Linked DNA regions of Homo sapiens: region 2 is linked to region 1. Evidence: chromatin loops called from intact Hi-C (ENCODE). Cell type or tissue: PC-3. All regions are shown on one strand. Each heading gives the region's core, and the rest is flanking DNA. Links, peaks and the distances in the headings are about the cores only.

Evidence for each region. Hi-C counts contacts between places; a loop is a spot of excess contacts. Peaks named below come from ENCODE experiments on the same cell type or tissue, not always from the same donor. Only the 100,000 strongest peaks of a DNase experiment are listed, where the experiment ranks them.
Region 2: a loop joins it to region 1, with 5 times the contacts of the local background. A loop is called at or near these places in 2 of 110 quality-filtered maps.

Annotation. Positions count from the first base shown.
Region 1 is chr14:22,293,922-22,299,302 of GRCh38, reverse strand. It overlaps TRA. Among named protein-coding and RNA genes, the nearest start is that of TRD-AS1, 190 kb to the left of the region's middle. In PC-3, for the core only: no CTCF peak of the experiment used is centred there; a DNase peak (open chromatin) is centred at 2,402; H3K4me3 peaks cover 1,352 bases; H3K27ac peaks cover 736 bases.
Region 2 is chr14:22,242,876-22,248,256 of GRCh38, reverse strand. It overlaps TRA. Among named protein-coding and RNA genes, the nearest start is that of TRD-AS1, 240 kb to the left of the region's middle. In PC-3, for the core only: no CTCF peak of the experiment used is centred there; a DNase peak (open chromatin) is centred at 3,236; H3K27ac peaks cover 545 bases.

The DNA.
Region 1 (5,381 bases), core at 122-5,121:
TTAGGGTTCATTTTTAGTGACGTGTAATTTTAACTCTTAGTTCTTTGACCTGAAAATGTTTTAGAATATTATAAGTGGTTCTCTTTCTACTCATTTATTTGCTATCTTTTAATTATTAGTTTCTAGCTTTATTGCATTAGGTTCAGACAATGTGGCTTATATGATTCCCATTTTTTGAGTCATATTATATGCTCATTTTTTTGTAAATATTCTGTAGCTATATGTTTAATATAAAGTTTTTTCCATCATCCTCTCTCTCTTTCTCTCTCTGAGAAAAAGATATTAAGGTGTCCCATAATGAATATGTTATCAAGTTATTTTTATATTTCCTACAAATTTTGCTTTATATTTTTCTGACACAGTTTGTTTGTTGTTTAGAGAAGGCGACACTAATACTCATTCAATGATTGCTGCTAAGTGTGAAGGATGTTCTGTCAGGAGATGGACAGGGTGCTGTAGGAGGTTTAGCAGGCGGTTACATCCAAGTCAAGACGGCTAGAAAAGGCCTCCCGAAATAAGGAACATTTAAGCCATAGTTGACACCTTTTAGGATTTGAAAGCAGACAGTATCAATCTGGGTTCTGGTAGGAAACTTATGGCATACTGAAATTGTGTAATTTGAGAAACATGACACTAGTTATAAAAATACAAGCAGTGAGCAGGGAACATATAAGAGATAGTGCTACAACCTGGGACTAGCATCACTCCAGGCCTTGAATGGAAAGGAGGGAGTGATTACCAAAACCTGGAGAAAGACAGGCTATTTGGAGAGGCCACCGTAAGGAGCTGATTGTGGGTTAATGTCAGTATGTGGGAAGGGAGGAAGTTGGGGGAATATATAGCCTGACCTTACTTTCCTCATTTTTTCTGTTCTCTGTGGGTACTGCCCTTGGGCAAAAACCTACTGGAAACCAAAAGACAAGATAGCTTATTGGTATAATCCCTATAGGTCAGTCACCTGGGGCACAAAGCAGGGTGTGGAAGGATGGAGAGAGGACCTGGAAGCAAACAGGAGATATTAAGCACAGAGTGCAAGATGGGTGAAGAATAAAGATGAAAGATGAAACCAGAGCAATAAGCTAGAGAAAGAAAGGCTTTGTGAGCCTTAGTAATGATTTGGGATTCCATCCTTTGGGAAACTGGAAGTCACTGATTAGTTTTAAGCAAGAGAGCAAACAGATTGCACTTGTATTTTTAAATAATAACTCTGGCTAGACTGAAGAGAACATGTTGGAGGCACTGATGGCTTCGTTTACTAGGATGGGGACACAGAGAAGGTGGACCTATGGGGTGATGAGATAGGGAGCCCAATAGTGTGTCTGTGCCAAGGAGAGTCTTGGCTAGAGATACAGGTTTGTCAGTCTAGAGCAGTTAAATGGTATTCGAGGCTCAGGAGCCAGTAAGATTGCCTAGAATCTGTGGATAACATAGAAGAGGGCTTAGGAACCCCATAATTCAAGAAATTGGCAGAGAAGCTATAGCCTTCAAAGGCAGGAGAAAGTGGGATTAGCTAGGAAGGAAAGAGGAAAACATGGAGAATTTTGAGAAGTCATGCTCTTGAATTGGCTAGTGAACTCTCTGGTATCTCCTAGATGAGTCATGATAAACTTCTGTAGTAAGGGTATCAGGATAAGATCAATGAGGGCATTTTAAGTAAGAGACAATTTTACACTGACGTTTGATAGAATCTCTTCATCTCCAGCAGTCACTCTGGCCTAGAAAACTGAAACCCCTCAGTGAAGCTGTGGATCAGAGAGAATTTGCTTTATGCAAGATCTCCATGTCCACAGATTATGTTTTTGTAAAGCATCTGTTCAAAGGCAGAATGTGCCAGGTGGCTGTGGAGAAAGATATAAATTAGTCCATGGAATTTGAAACTCTTAACATGAATTGATCATCTACCTTCCTTTGCCTTCATGGCTATGTTCGTACTACTGAAAAATAATTAAGAGTGTTTCAGGACATCTGGTCCATTAGATTTCTTCTGAAAAGAAAATCTTTACATGTTAAGACATCAAATTAAATAAATAATAGCCAGCTATGTTTTTGCCTAATTCAGATGTATATGAAACCAGGATTTTATAGTTTAGGTATCAGGAAGTAGTTTTCTGATTTAGTGCCAGGATGGCCTTAAATGTGCTAAAAAACAAAATACTAATACAAATAGGGAGTGAGCCTGGGTTCACATTTTGTTACTATTCTTAATCATTAACTAAAAAAAGCTAATTCCACAAATGTTTACAGGAAAAAGATACAACTATATAGATAGCAAAATAAAATGCTATTAGGGTTGACACGATAATCTGGGGTTAATTTTTTTTTCCAGGCTATGAACGCAAAACTCTTCCATTTCTGTAGGTTAACCTCCAACCCACAGGAATGTAAACTATGTGAGCCTTTTCTCAGTTATGGATTGCTAGGTAAATATGCTCTGACAACAAAGTTACGATCCCCAAGAATGCCAGATAATTGCTTACTTGAAAATGCTCTTGCAGATAGAGAAAAAAAAAGACTAGCAATCATCATTTTTCTTTTTTCCAGGATTGGGATAACTTTTTTTCACAATATTATTAATAAATGGCCATGACATTTAAACTGTCTTTCCCAAGATAAAGATATATGTTTAAATGACTTTGTGTCATGCAAGAACTCAATCTCCCATAATTTTCTAATTCATCAGGAGCTATTCTTTCAAGCCAGAAATGTCAAATAAGTTTTAGGAAATTTATCAGGTTTACTGAAACTCAAGGCTCTGTCATTAAAATCTCTTGCTGATTTTCCTCAAACCTCACCACTTCATGAAGTCTGGCTGAGAATGAAATCAGTAATGTGGAGAGCAATCTAATGCAGTGATTTTTCAAACTAGGCAACAGTTATGTATTTTAAGGGAATCAATTTCCAGATCTTCAACTTCTGTATGTAACCTTTCCTAAAAGTGATCTGTTCAAGAGCTTGACTGTGGTTCTTGTTTCCCGTCTCAAATTTCATAATTGCTCTTCCCCAACCTTATTCAAGACGGAATCTCCTTTTGCAGCATTGCCCTGCAGTTTAAACACCCCTGGAACATTAAACAAAGGGACAATTTATTGGTGTCAAGGAAGCCTCCTTTAATTAACCGTAAATATGACCCCAGTCACTTTCTTTTTTTTTTTTTTTTTTGAGACAGTGTCTCGCTCTGTCGCCCAGGCCAGAGTGCAGTGGCGCGATCATGGCTCACTGCAAGCTCCGCCTCCCAGGTTCACGCCGTTCTCCTGCCTCAGCTTCCCGAGTAGCTGGGAATACAGGCGCGTGCAACCACGCTCGACTAATTTTTTGTATTTTTAGTAGAGACGGGGTTTCACCGTGTTAGCCAGGATGGTCTCAATCGCCCGACCTCGTGATCCACCCGCCTTGGCCTCCCAAAGTGCTGGGATTACAGGCATGAGCCACTGCGCCGGGCCGACCCCAGTGATTTTCTTAAGAAATGCATTTCCAAAAAATTTTCGCCTGTAAGTTTAAAACTAAAATTGAAATATATTTTTGTTGTTTTAATAAAAGGTACATCAACAATAATTATATTTATAACTCAATCTAGAAAGATAATTTTTAGCAATTAGAGCAGTATGGTCAGAGAAAATTTAAAAGCAATTTCAATTTTTTACGTGATTTTGTTGCAGGCATTTTGGGTGATCAACAAAAGCCTTTAAACAAAAATATACTAAAATTAAGTTCTGCAGGAGAAGTTGAATGGAAATATGATTCCAAGGAAAGAAAAGAGCAATATAAGGTCTTCAATTGTCAATGAAGAGCTTGTTGTGAATTTTAACTGGGTGTTGATGGGTATCAAATCACTTTGGTATTAAGGTTTCACTGGATATGTTTAAAAGCTATTCTGAGTTTTATTTGAAAATGTCAATGTTTATATTACAGTGGAATTTACAACCTTTGTAGCTATTTAAACATTTAAACTAATAATAAAATATTTTAGAAGTCATCTTAAAAATGCATGAAGGTTTTACAGTTTTCCAATGTCTGAATACCACTAAGAGTTGGCCTACAAACATGAGCACACTTTGATGACAATGCAGGAATTACTGTCAATATATGTTTATGTTTAACCCCCTAGTCACTCTTTAAATCTGTGTCTCCTACAGCCTTTGGTGGAAAGTAATCAGTCCTGTTGAAATTCAGATAGCTTCTTCAATGTTTCCTCTTAGACCTGAATTTGAATGAACCAAGATGGAAGAAGGGACCTTTAGATCTGACATCACTCACCTTTCTGAATTTGCAGATGCCACGTGTAAGAAATAATCAAACAGTGCAATTCTGAGCTACTGTAGAGGAGGCCTGTGTGGCAGATACTCTCTGGGTTACCTGCTTCATCCCCTTCATTAGGCAGAAAGTGTTTCCTCCTGTCAAAAAGCGGTTTAAAGTTTGCTGTATTTGAATGGAAATGCTGATTCCTGGTGTCACAGAGAAAACGCAGCTGTAAAAGAGACAAGACAAAGAACTCAAGTTAGAGAGTGCATTAAAGCTCCATGTTGTTGGTTTTGTTAATAACCAAAGCAGTCTACAAATGTTATCCCAGAATGTTACTAAGAAGCAAAATATCCATAGGGATTAACTGATGGAGTCACAATACCTAAAGGTTCTGGTTTGACCAAGTTCTTAGACAAAGACTAAGATGACTATAGGCACAGAAGCAGGAAGTAGACATTCTAGCCTAGACGGTGGGGCAGAAAAATAATTTGGGGTAGAGGAAAGATCAGATTAACTCATGCCTACTTACCTATTAGATTTTTATTTTACGAATACCTCTAGATGTCATTTTTTTCATCTTTTCCTCTTGTTTCTTCATTAGCCTGTATTGGCTCTCTCATATCTAGTAGAATATCTGTTATAGTATGGTATTGTATATATTGTGTGTTTCTGTCTAGGCCAGGGTGATATTCACAACTTTTATTCTCCTGTTTAATAACATATTTAGTGTTTGGTATGAAAAGCAGACACAGACTGGGAGTGGGAGTCAGTGCGAGGACAGAATCCTTGCGGAACCCCCTGCTATCCCATGTAGGGCAAGGGAGGGACTTCTCTGGATCTTGATTACCTCAGATAAATAATGAGAAAATAGGATTAAACAAAACAAAACAAAAAGACTTTTTTTTATTTTAACTTTAATCTCCACAACTCTGTTTCCCCTCTTCCATAGGTTTTATCCACCCAGGAACGTTCCCCAAGGAGAGATTTATAAGAAGAAATTTAAGAAGAGAAGTTGCTTAATCTTAGAGTCAGGATAGTTTCAGAAACCAAGTCTAGGAATTTTACTCAAATTTTTGGGCCCTCCATTCCTATGTCACTCAATCCTAGGATCTGAGCAGCAAAACGATTTCTTCTCTCTTGTC
Region 2 (5,381 bases), core at 299-5,298, 51 kb after region 1:
CATGATTGTACCACTGCACTCCAGCCTAGGCTGCAGAGCAAGATCCTGTCTCAAAAAAAAAGAAAGTGGAAGGTATGTAAGAAACAAACAAACATGCAAAATTTACTTTTAAAATAAGACCTAAATAGATGGATTTTTCTTTTGTGGAAAAATATAATGTCCTAAAATGTTAAACTTTCCAAAGTAGTTACAGTCAGAATGCCATTTGTTTGAACAAGATGAAATGCATAAGAGAGAACAAATATCTAGGAACTTTCAACTGCATTCTTGAAAAGGAATATTAAGATCAGTTTTTTTATGACATAAAAACTTACTCTAAACTACTCTAAACAAAACAATATGATATAAGTGAAGGATTAAGCCAATAAGCGGAACATTTAATAGAAAATACCCAAAGAGATCCAGATATTACTGTGCTGACTAGAGCATTTCAAGTCATGAGATAAATGTGAGTGTGAAATTGTTTTCATTTTTTTTTCACTTATCAATCATCTCTTTTCCACTGGGAAACAGGTTATCCTTTCTCTTTTAGTTACTAAAGCAGTTTTGTTCCAACTATGTGTGTATTCATTTTGAACTTAATTAGTATTTTAGAGTCAAAGCTCTACCCTCCACCCACACCCAGCAGGAAGACTCTGGGAGCTCCACTGACAGGTAGATGTGCTATTCTTTCAGACTTCACCCCATGTCAACCCTCAGCTGTTGGGCAGAGTGGTGGGAGAAATAAAGGACTCTCTTTTCAGCCTCTCCTGGGCTGAGGGGCCTTGTCTTCTTGGTTGCTCAGATGCTGTTTCCTTATGTGAATTTCTCAGGGTTCTGATGGAGAGGTTCCTTCTCCTTCCTGTTGGTTCTTATCTCTTCCTGGCCATGGATTCCCTCTTGGTGGCAGAAATCCAAATGTGTGCTTTCTCACAACGGTGTGCTAGTGTTTTCTTCAGGGGGCTACAGGGCCCTTCATCTGCGTGATTTCCTGGAGTGGTGATCGTTCTCAAGCTCAACCTCCTCCTCCTCCTCCAGTTCACACATGGGTCAATCCACAGCCTCCTGTGCTAGAGCCTTCCCCTAAGTGACAGCTGTTTGGAGGCAGGGTAGGTTCAGGTTCAAGTTGGTTCAGACCTATACAGATTCATTAAAACCACTAGTACATGAAAAATTGCCTCAATAAAAGGTGGGAATGCAGGCTACCACACTTTCTTTTTCTCTACTTTCTCCCACATTTTATGTCTTTGCCACAAGAACCAGAGACGCTCTGCCAGTTCAGAAGCTGATTATCTTCCAGACATGTGATGATAGCTATTCCTCAACTTAGTGGAGTGGGTGGAAGCTGGACTAGGCACCTCCGGTCATATAGGAAAGGAGTTGAGTAGGATAAGTTAAACATCTTCCTCTCTCTGCACAAGACTTGCATTTCCCCAAGATGTCACCCCTTTATACTTTTAGTCCATCCTTTAATCTCTCTTTGGTTAACATCAGTCAAACTCATTGGCCTTTCTCACCCCAGTGGAATGGCTAATAATTTCTCCTTTCAAACTGGCACTGGAGAATTCAGTGATTATTTTCACCAGCACCCAGTTCCACTGTGATTCTTACATTATTCTGTAATGTTTGGATACTGGTAAAGTTCTTAATATGGATGTATATAATTTGATTATGTTTAAGAAACATAAAATATGACAAAGACATTTCAATAGTGGAAAATAGATTTCATATATAAAAACAGTTTCCAGATGGTTGAAAGATTTTATTGTAAAAAGCAAAATGATAAAACTGTTGTCTAAGAATCTGGGAATATTTATATAAACCTGTACTATTTTTAAGTATGGTAGAAATGCAGAAGATATAAAGAAGACAGGCATATTTAACTATATACAGTTTAGAGTATATTTAGAGGCAAAGGATACCATGCTACGTGCTATAAACAAAATCAGAAGACAAACAATAGACTGGAGAAATAAAAAAAATTTTTGACATCTCTAGCATGCATTTTTAAGTGAGAAATATATAACCTAAAAGAAAAATGGACAAAGATGTAAAAGGCGATTCAGAGGAAAAATTCCAATTGGTCACACATTTATTAACAGATTTGTGGCCGGGAGTGGTGGCTCACGCCTGTAATCCCAGCACTTTGGGAGGCCAAGGCGGGCGGATCACGAGGTCAGGAGATCAAGACCATCCTGGCTAACAAGGTGAAACCCCGTCTCTATTAAAACTACAAAAAATTAGCTGAGCGTGGTGACGGGCACCTGTAGTCCCAGCTACTTGGGAGGCTGAGGCAGGAGAATGGTGGGAACCCAGGAGGCAGAGGTTGCAGTGAGCCGAGATCATGCCACTGCGCTCCAGCCTGGGCAACAGAGCGAGACTCCGGCTCAGAAAACCAAACCAAAACAAAACAAAAAAAACCCCAAGCAGATTTGTTCCACTAGGAGGGATTTTTGCCTATATTTATATAAGCAGAAAGAATAGTGGGAAAGGACACTTATCAGGTTATTAATATTATTTACTTCAGTAGGGAGCAGATGAGTGAGAATTAACTTTTTCTTTATAAAACTTTTTATTACTTCATCTATTACAATAAGCAGTATTATTTTATATTTTGAAATATATCAAATAAAAAGTTAAAGAAAAAAGAAAAATAATTAGATTAAAATAAAGTACTGTTTTGTTACCTGCTAAAATTTGAAGGAGAAAGTCAATTTAAGGACTGTGGATTGAAAGCACTGCTCAATGAATGCAGTTTGAGAGGGTTTTTCTTGCAACAGTTACCTGTTTCCTGTCCATACTTCATGAATGCTGTCCACAGGCTCACATTTTTTCAGTTTAGGGCCCGTGGATCTCTCCCAGTCCCTGTGGCAGATGAGTCTGGGGTACAAGCTCTGAGTATTTTGTTTTTTGTTTTTTTTAACTACAACTTTTATTGTTCCTCTTACTGTAGATGTCTTGAGTGCACAGAAACTGTTTCCTGAGTCTTTTGGTCTCATAACTGAAATGGTGAGAATGACAGTGTTGGCAGCTATTTGCAGGTTCACAGAACATTTTTTATTCCTTGCGTTCCTGGATGCTCCTAAACTCTGAGAAATCAGGTGAAATATTTCCTCACTGGAATGCTGCCCAAAACAAGAAAGAAAATAAGTTGAGCTATTTGCAAAGTACTTGCATTTCACAAGCTCCCCTTCTTGTGTAAAGATCCCATGTTGGGACTGAATAACCCTTTCAGTACTGCTGAATCCTGCAGAGGAAACAACAATGTCAACAGCAAAAGAGAACTGGGCAGATCTGATCTGTGACTCACAATGAGCTGATACTGAAGAGCCTTGTTTAGAAACCCCCATGTCCTGTCCGGGCGCGGTGGCTCATGCCTGTAATCCCAGCACTTTGGGAGGCTGAGGTTGGCGGATCATGAGGTCAGGAGATCGAGACCATCCTGGCTAACACAGTGAAACCCCATCTCTACTAAAAAATACAAAAAATTAGCCGGGCATGGTGGTGGGCGCCTGTAGTCCCAGCTACTCAGGAGGCTAAGCCAGGAGAATGGCGTGAACCCAGGAGGTGGAGCTTGCAGTTAGCTGAGATCACGCCACTGCACTGCAGCCTGGGCGACAGTGTGAGACTCCGTCTCAAAAAAAAAAAAAGAAAAAAAAAAGAAACCCCCATGTCTTAAGAAAATTGTCCTGACAGCAATAAAAAGCACAGCCTGGTTTCTATCACTTCTTTTTTGTCCCCGGCCCAAAGCATCTTTCAGATGTGCCCCAGGTGTCTTTCCTCCCTCAGTCCATCCCTGCCTACTGGGGAAGATGGAGGCCACAGTTGGCCGCAGCAGGTGGGGCAGTACATGTTGACAGGCCTTCTCATCTCCCTGAATAAAACATGTCTTGTCCTGCCAAAACCTAGGGCTCAGCTCTGCATGCACAGCCAGCCTCAGGCAGAGCACTGGAGTTGTGCGATGCTGCAGCCACAGAGCTGGAAACAGGGCTTCTGATATAGTGTGCAGACCTCTATCATGTCCTGACTCTTTATAGTTATCTCACATGTATGCCTGTTTTATTCCTTAGTAGAGAACAAACATCAGGTTTTGTTACCAGGGGTTCCTTGCTCCCAGAGCTCCTAAGATGGTGGCAAGCCACTTCCAAAATGGCGGTGGGCCACTTCCAAGATGGTGGTAAGCCTCGTGTTCTCTGACCTGGGGTTCTTGGCCTCACGGATTCCAAGGAATGGAATCTTGGGCCATGTGGTGAGTGTTATAGCTCTATTAGAAGCCATGGGTCATGGAAGAGAACTGTGGAACCCAGTGACTACTGTTCAGCTCGATTAGGATGAACCCAGGCACTTAGCCATGCAGGAACAATGGCAAGCCTTTAGCCCGATCGGGAGTAGCAACGGGTGCCTCACTGGATCAGGAGCACAGCAGACACCCTGCCGGATCTGGAGGGATGGAAGTCAGCGGCAGGTCTGCGACGGCAGCAAACAGCAGTGGTGGATGGTGAGCGAAAGCTCAGCTCCAGCCGTAACAAACATGGACCAGAAGAGTGCAGTTGCAAGATTTAATAGAGTGAAATAGAGTAAAAACAGAGCTCCCATACAAAGGGAGGGGACCCAAAGAGGGTAGCCGTTGCCAGCTCGAATACCTGGGTTTATATCCTGATCATTGTCCCTCCCATTGTGTTCTCAGGTGATAGATGATTGGCTGTTTCTTTACCTCCTGTTTTAGCCTAATTAGCATTTTAGTGAGCTCTCTTTCCTACCTGATTGGTCAGGTGTGAGCTAAGTTGCAAGTCCCGTGTTTAAAGGTGGAAGCAGTCACCTTCCCAGCTAGGCTTAGGGATTGTTAGTCAGTCTAGGAAATCCAGCTAGTCCTGTCTCTCAGTCCCGCCTCTCAACAGGAAAACCCAAGTGCTGTTGGGGAGGTTGGCTGATGACCACTCTAACTGCTTTCTGCTGAATTGGGGCGTAGTAGGGGTTGTGCAGTTGAGATTTCCTCAGGAGGGGGTGCCTTCGATGTCATTAACATTGGAGCGTGGGCTAGCAGGCTGGTCCAGGGGTCTGTGGTGGATCTTAGTCATGGACTGCATCTGTGGCTCCATTTGAAGAACTATTTGTAATTTTACAGCTTTGATTCTGGAAGAGACAAATTTAAGAAGGAGGTTAAAGATACAGGGATTGAAATGTATGGCCTGCAGTGCAGGGGATTATTTCTTTGGCAGACTTTACAGGCCCTGACTATCTGCTTGATAGTTTTGAAAAGGCCTGGTCCAGTAAATAATAATTTGGCCATCTCATGGGTGCTATCAATGCCTAAGTGGAAGGTTTGATGAAGGGTTTTAAGTAATTTCTATTGGTTAGCTGCAGGCAAAAGTATTTTTCCTTTATTGGTGGCTAGCCATCTG